2 separate regions of the Homo sapiens genome follow, and region 1 is linked to region 2. The links are chromatin contacts, found by Hi-C or POLR2A ChIA-PET in ENCODE. All regions are on one chromosome and are shown on one strand. The core of a region is the stretch at or near the end of the contact, and the rest is flanking DNA. Distances in the headings are between cores, read along the strand shown.

Region 1 (3,632 bases), core at 575-3,074, 93 kb after region 2:
ACACCATCCCTCCCTACTGCCTTCTGCTCTGGAGCCAGGCCTGGGGCACTGGCTGCTGCCCTGGTGTGCCGTGGCAGCCTAGAGTAGCTGCAGGATGGCTGGCCCGAGGGAATGTTCCTGGGCCCTTGAGTCTTCTCTGGCCAGCAGAGTTCCCCAAAACCATCACATCCAGATCTGCGTTGGTGACCAAGGCCAGACTGAAGGTTGGGTCCTGGTACAGTGAGCCTGGGGGTGAGGGTAGAGGTCAGGGAGGTGGCGGAGAGTGGGTGGCAGCCAGCCAGGCGGCTTCCTAGGGGGCAGTCAGTGCTGGTAGAGACTGGCGGGAGGGCAGGCCCACATCAGGAGGTGGCACAGGGGTGGGAGATGAGATCAGGACCAGGACCCATAGGCAGGAATCTTGCACAGAACCTGGCTGTGGAGCTGAGCCATGCAATGGCACAGGGCACCTTGCCCTTCTCACCTGGGACTGAGTGTCCTGCACCTCCAAAAGGCATCCTGCAGCCCCAGCCAGGCCCTGCAGCCCCTCCCCAAGCCAGTTTTCTCCAGGATGGGAAGGCCTGGTCTTGCCCACTCGCCTCCTCACCTTCCTGGGAAGTGAGCTTAGACACTGTCTCTATGCTCAGTGCCCTGGCGAGGAGGGTGGTGGTTCTTATTCTGCTCTTCCCTCCCCTCTTCACCATTTTTTTTTAAAGTCATTTGATAAACCTGAGGGCAGCCAGCCCCAGCTTTGGAGTTCTGAGACTGGAAGGACCAAGGGGACACCCCGGGTTGGAGGTCTCACTCTTGTTCTCTGAATGACTAGTCAAAGGAGGTTTCTAGTGGGATGGGGTGGGCGTGCTCTTGGGAGGCAACAGGTGAGGTGCAAGGGGGGCATCAGAGATGCCCGTTGTCAGCTGGGCACAGTGGCTCACGCCTGTAATCCCAGCACTTTGGGAGGCTGAGGCTGGCGTATCACCTGAGGTCAGGAGTTCAAGACCAGCTGAGGCAACATGGTGAAACCCCGTCTGTACTAAGAATACAAAAATTAGCCCAGCATGGTGGCACGCGCCTGTAATCCCAGCTACTCAGGAGGCAGAGGCACGAGAATCACTTGAACCCGAGAGGTGGAGGTTGCAGTGGGCCGAAATGGCACCACTGCACTCCAGGCTAGGCGACAGAGACGCTGTCTCAAAGAAAAAAAAAAAAAAAGATGCCCATTGTCCTGAGGGAGCTAAAGGGCTGTCACCTGGGGACCCTGAACACCTTGGACAGCTCCCAGCTCCGGTCCTCAGTGGCTCCGGATCACTCTTGCCCCCTGGTGGCCTCACTGAGCGCGGCCGCCGCGGCTCCAGCCAAAGCTGCAGTCGGGGCCGGGGCCGTTCTGTGTTCCTGTATTTGCTTTTCCCGCGAGTGGGGGTGCCCCTGCCTCTGTGGGCACACCTGTGCCTTCCTGTGCACCTGCCCAGCTCGTGAGCACCTGTCTGCGTGCGCCCGGCGCTCCTGTGTCTCTGTGCGCTCGCGAGGCTAGGCCCACACAGGTCCTCTGCCCCATCGCGGGTGCGGGTGAGGGGCTCGGAGTCCTACCGGGAAGAGGCCAGAAGGGAGCGCATCCTGGAGAAGCCCACCCGCGGCCCAAACCCAGCCGGACTTCTGGGAACCGCACCGGCCCCAGAGACCGCAGGTGCCGAGACACCCTGAGGCCGAGAGAGGTCCAGCGAGGCCCGGAGAGGGGACCAGAACTGGAGCAGGGGGAGGGGGCGCAGTCTGGAGCCGCCCTCCCGCCCCCTCAGGTGGAGCGCGCAGGCGCAGTCTCCGCGTGCGCGCCTCGCCGGCGCCTCCATCCCGGATCCTTGCTGCAGCGTCAGCGCCGCCGCCCGTGCCTTTCCTCTTCCTCCTCCTCCTCCTTGGCATCCGCCTCTTCTTCCTCCTGCGTCCTCCCCCGCTGCCTCCGCTGCTCCCGACGCGGAGCCCGGAGCCCGCGCCGAGCCCCTGGCCTCGCGGTGCCATGCTGCCCCGGCGGCGGCGCTGAAGGATGGCGACGCCGCTGCCTCCGCCCTCCCCGCGGCACCTGCGGCTGCTGCGGCTGCTGCTCTCCGGCCTCGTCCTCGGCGCCGCCCTGCGTGGAGCCGCCGCCGGCCACCCGGGTGAGCGAGCGCGCTGGGCGCAGGCCGCGGGGCGCCCCGGGGCCGGGATCGCCGGGCGGGGACCGGGTTGCCGGGCGCCGCCGCCCTCGTCCTGCCCAGGCCCGCAGGCCCTGCAGGCCTGGTCCGCTGGTGGCGGGGGCCCCGCCTCGCCCACGATGGAATAAACAGGCCTGGCCGGAGGGCGCAGCGCGGAGCCTCCAAAAGGCCGCGCCGGATGGGGCTTCTGCCGGTTCCCAGAGGCGTACCTTACATTCATGGCTTCTTCCGCCGGGAGCGCGTCTGGCTCAGGCCTCCGCGCCGCGGCCATCTGGCTCTGGGCGGGCCCGCCGGGAGTCTGCCTGTGTGCGTCTCTGTGTCTCCGTGTTCGGGGCTCCTGCGGGTGTGGGGCTGGCCCTGAGTGCCCGCCGGCTTCGCTGCCGGTGCGCGTCCCGGGGTCGGGGCCTCAGTGCTGCTCTGCCTGTCCTCACGCCTTGGGTGGCGCTGGGCACCGGCCTTGTGCGCCATGGTGGGCGCTGAAGTTCTGGGGGCACTTATGGCGCAGGCTCGGGGTGCTGTTCTAGCTTCAATAGGAGGGAGACTGTTGCAGCCTCAGAGCCTCCGCCTGCATCCCCTGCCCTCGAGGGCACTGGCATTCTGTCTTTGGGACTGAGGGCTGCAGGTGGACTCCGGAGGAGGGTGATAAGCCCAGGGTCCTGGGACACCCTCTCACCTGCACAGATGGGTCCTGAGGGTCCAGAGAGCAGAGCTCCCTGCAGGAACCCAGGATGCAAAGCTGACGTTTTTCTGGGGGGACTGAACTGGGAGACTTTGCGACTGCATTCGTACAGTACTCCTGGCAGCCCTGCAGAAGAGGTGCTGTGAGCCCGTTTTACAGGCAAGGAATCCGAGGCATGGAGAAGTTAAGTGGATTGTGGCACAGCTGAGGCGCTGTCCTGGGCAGCCTGGTTCTGTGTGTGTGGCCTCAAGGGGCCAGAGTGAGGCCGGCTTCCTCCTGGGCTCAGTGCCCCTGGATGGGAGGTGGGCATGAACAGGAGAGGCTTCCGAGAATCAGAGTGTGCTCAGCCAGGAAAGGCGGAGGCCACCTATTCAGGAAACGGGGCTGCAGCTGCTGTGCTGAGCCCGGGTGGGTGGCAGGTGCCAGTCCTCAGTTCACCGGCCTCTGCAGCTTCGTGTCTGCCTCACCGGGAGACCTGGCAGGGCCCTCCCTAGGCAACTCCTCCCATTCCCAGTGCCCAGTGCTTGGAAGGGAGGGCCCTCAGGCAGCCCAGACGTTGGCGGGTGGAGGGGGGTGTGCCAGCCACCGTCCAGCTGCTCTTGTTCCTGCGACCTCTTTTCAGGAGGAGGAAGTGGGGGATGGAGGCTCCTGGGCTGGGGAAAAGGGCTAGGAGGGGCCTGGAACCCAGACCCTAGAGCCAGCTTTGTACCTCAGGCCCCTGCCTTTGGCGTGGTGGACGGTGGGGTATCAGCACAGGAGCGGGGACTGCCTCACTCCCCAGGTGCCAAGTTGGC
Region 2 (3,374 bases), core at 519-3,018:
CGGGGGTGGCTTGTGAAGTGGGGAGGGAGGATTTCTGAGAAAACTCTGGTGTGGGCCCTGCAGCTGCAGCTGTTTGAAGTGGTTCTCCCTCCCCCAGCTCTTGCTTCCAGCCTGCACCCAGAGGTGCTTGGCAAAGACCCGTAGGTCCGTGTGTGACCATGCAGGTGTTCACGCGTGTGCTAGGGTATGGTTATGTGCATCACATGCCCTGGCATGTCTGTTCGTGTACATGCGTGTGAATGACTGGAACCATGTGTGTAAATGTGCATGTTTGCACGTGCCTCTGGGAATGCATGCCAAGCCGTGTGTGGCACATGAGCAGGTGTCAATGGATCTGCATGTGTGCAGATGAGCATATGAAATTGATTGTGTGATGCTGAGGTGCATGAGTGTGTGCTAATGTAACATTTGGTGTGAGTGTGAGCATGTGTGTCCACAGATGTGGTGTGTCCATCAGGTAGGCACGTGTGAGCGGTGCTAGGCTGGATGTCTGTCTTGCCTCTTACATAAAGGGCTGCATTGCAGATCCTTGCAGCCTCATTGGAATTCAGCAGGCGCTCGGCCCAGGGGCGGACAGCTCCGACAGGCAAAATCCCAGGAGCCACGTCCTCCCCCGCAGCGCTGGCTGCCGACAGCTCCCATGCCCTGATGCCTCTCGCGTGTGCACCCCCACTCCCACCCCCACAAAGCGTCCTGCCGTGGCACCTGAGCCATTTCTCTTCCCAGGCGGACCCATCGGTAGGGGGAAGGGACGAAAGAAAGGGCAGGAGAACCTGGAAGCAGAAACAAAGATGGCCCCAGGCCCCGTCCTGTTTAAAGCTCTGCAGGGCGGGCATGTAGCTGGACAGGCGCTTCTACTCTCTTACCCGGAATGCCCACCCCCACACTGACACACTCCAGCCCCACGTCTACACACACCAGTCAGGGCCTGGAGCCCCAGGGGCCCTCTGAGGACCAGCCAAGGTGGCAGGTGACTGGTCTCAGGCCAAGATAGGGGAGCCAGCAGACCCTGGTGTTTGGTTCCTAGTGAGACGAGGCCTCCCGGAAGCAGCCAGCTGACTCTGGGGTGGTGTCTTACAGGGAGGAAGGGGGCACGGAAAGGATGGAATGAAACTGGGGGTGTGGGGTTGCAGGATGGAGGAGAGGGGAGGTGGGTGGCGGAGGTGGGGGAGGGCACCTGGCTGGAGATGAGGTCCTCGCACACCGACAGAGCCATCTGGATGGCGTTGGGCTTGTGCGTGACGGAGGTGGCATTGAGCTGAATCTTCCAGGAGCCGTGCCGCTTGTTGGCCTGGTTCACGGCCTCGCGGAACATCTGCTCGTGCTTCCGCGTGCTCAGCACCGCGCCAATGTTGACGATCTTGGGGTCGCACGCGGCACGGGCGACGGAGCAGGAGAACAGCAGGGCGAGCGTCAGCAGGCGCATGGTGCTCATGGGCTCGGGCCGCGGGCCTGGCTCTGCGCGGCGCGAACGCGGGGCCCTCGGCGCATCCCCCGCGGGGCTTCCGGGCCGTCCTGCGCTCGCCCGGCCCCGCGGGCTGCGGACGCCACGTCTCCCCCGGAGCGGCGGTCCCGGGACGTCGGCCGAGGGAAGGGGCGCTGAAGCGTGCGCGGGGGCTCGGGGCTCAGCCCCACGCGGCCGGCGCTGTCCGCGGTGCTGAAGCGGGGCCGGGCACAGCTCCGAGCGCCCGGCTTGGAAAGGGCCCGGCGGCGGCGGCGGCGGCTCCGCGGACGGCGCTGGTTCCGGTCCGGACGCTGCGGCGACTGCAGCAGCTGCAGAAACGCGAGCGGGGCCAACGTCTCCTGCCCCTCCCGCCGCCCCCGCTTCCCAACACGGAGGCGAAGGGGGCGCCTCCCGCGCCAGAGCGTGCGCCTGCGTTCGCGTGAGCGTGTGTGTCGGAGCGCGCGTGAGCCGGGGAGCGCGCGTGTGCGTGTGAGCGCGTGCCTGGAGGGGTCCTGGGACAGGGGCCTGTGCTGTCGGGGACCTGCAGGGAGCTCAGTTTGGAAACGTTAGAGGGGTCCGTGTCACCGCGTGCAGCCCGCACCCTTGCGTGCCTTTTAATAGGACCGAACGCGTCGTGCCCGCTTGTATGTGTGTGTGCGCGCAAGAGTCGTCACCCACAGTCAGCGATATTTCGGCTCCTGACTCTTGCAGACTGGAGCTCCAGAGGGGTGGGGGAGGCCCTAAGCCATGGCTCTGGGGGGCGCTCCCTTCAAGGTTCCCCTCCCCACAAGGTTCAGAAATGAGGGAGAGGCCCCATCTGCGTGGCCATGTAACTTGGGACCCCCCTCCTCGGGCTAAGAGGAATAGGGAGGGTGACCGTGGCTGCCGCATGTGCTCAGCCAGGCCTTCCGCGAGAGCCTGGAAACTGGACCCGCACTGACTGGGGCTGAGGTCGGACACCAGGAATCACTGGAGCGCCGCGAGGTGTGTTCGGGGCCAGCCGTTTCACACCCTCAGCTTCCGCTCCTCTCTCCCTCTCCAGCCCCCTCGCAATGCGCTCCCAGCGCCCCCTTTTCCAGAGCCTTACCCATCCCTCTGGTCCACACCACCCTGTCTTTGTCCCCCTCCACCCCTGGAGTGTGCGTGCCCCTCCCTAACTTGAAGGATGGCTGAAGCTCCGCCCCTGCCAGTGATGTCACCATTTCCAATAGCAACTGAGGATTCTGCAGACCTAACAGCAAACGCCCCCAATGGGACAAAACAGGGTCGTCACCACACCTCTGCTATGTGCAGCAGTGCAGCAAGGGAAGTCATGTGCCCACAGGGGTCACACTCTCTCTCCCGCTTGCCGTTCTCTCCATCAGCCGAACACTGGCACCAGGGACCCCCTGGAGCTGAGAGGAGGGGGAGGGGCTGTGGTGTTTGACAAGCTCCTCCTCTTGGCCCCTTCTCTCTCAATACAGGAAAATCTTTCCTTGGGGGATCACCTGCCCGTACCCTGCTGCAGACCCCGCCTCTCCCCGTTCGGGTTGAGGCACACGGGTCATCCGCCTCGGGGCCCTCACTCCTTCTGTTGGCTCTCAGGAGGGTGTGTGTGGGTGCTCAGGGGGACTGAGCTGGCCCTATCTCCAGGAGTTTGTGGCCCATCTCCAAACTTCCACCTCGGCAGGGCACAGTGGCTCATGCCTGTAATCTCAATACTTTGGGAGGCAAGGGCAGGTGGATCACCTAAGGTCAGGAGTTCGAGACCAGCCTGGCCAACATGGTGAAACCCTGTCTCTACTAAAAATACAAAAATTAGCCGGGCGTGGCGGCAGGCATTTGTAATCCCAGCTACTTGGGAGACTGAGGCAGGAGAATCGCTTGAATCTGGGAGGCGGATGTTGCAGTGAGCCAAGATCGCACCATTGCACTCCAGCCCGGGCGACAG

What was found. Hi-C counts contacts between places; a loop is a spot of excess contacts on that map. ChIA-PET counts read pairs that join two places held with the same protein, here RNA polymerase II (POLR2A). Pooled maps may share reads with other maps.
Region 1: a pooled map shows a loop between it and region 2 (2.3-fold over the local background). The contact joins the promoter of NPDC1 here to the promoter of GRIN1 in region 2. A Hi-C loop is called at or near these places in 7 of 50 pooled maps. POLR2A ChIA-PET finds 5 or more read pairs at or near these places in 4 of 52 experiments (HEK293, RWPE1, SK-N-SH and 1 more).

Annotation. Positions count from the first base shown.
Region 1 is chr9:137,044,369-137,048,000 of GRCh38, reverse strand. It overlaps NPDC1 (neural proliferation, differentiation and control 1), which reads left to right and starts at 1,824. Exons shown (of 9, transcript NM_015392.4): 1 at 1,824-2,123. The coding sequence starts at 2,012. RefSeq lists an enhancer at 1,090-1,759.
Region 2 is chr9:137,137,548-137,140,921 of GRCh38, reverse strand. GRIN1 (glutamate ionotropic receptor NMDA type subunit 1) reads right to left here and starts at 1,768. Exons shown (of 20, transcript NM_007327.4): 1 at 1,178-1,768. The coding sequence starts at 1,435. RefSeq lists a silencer at 1,931-2,225.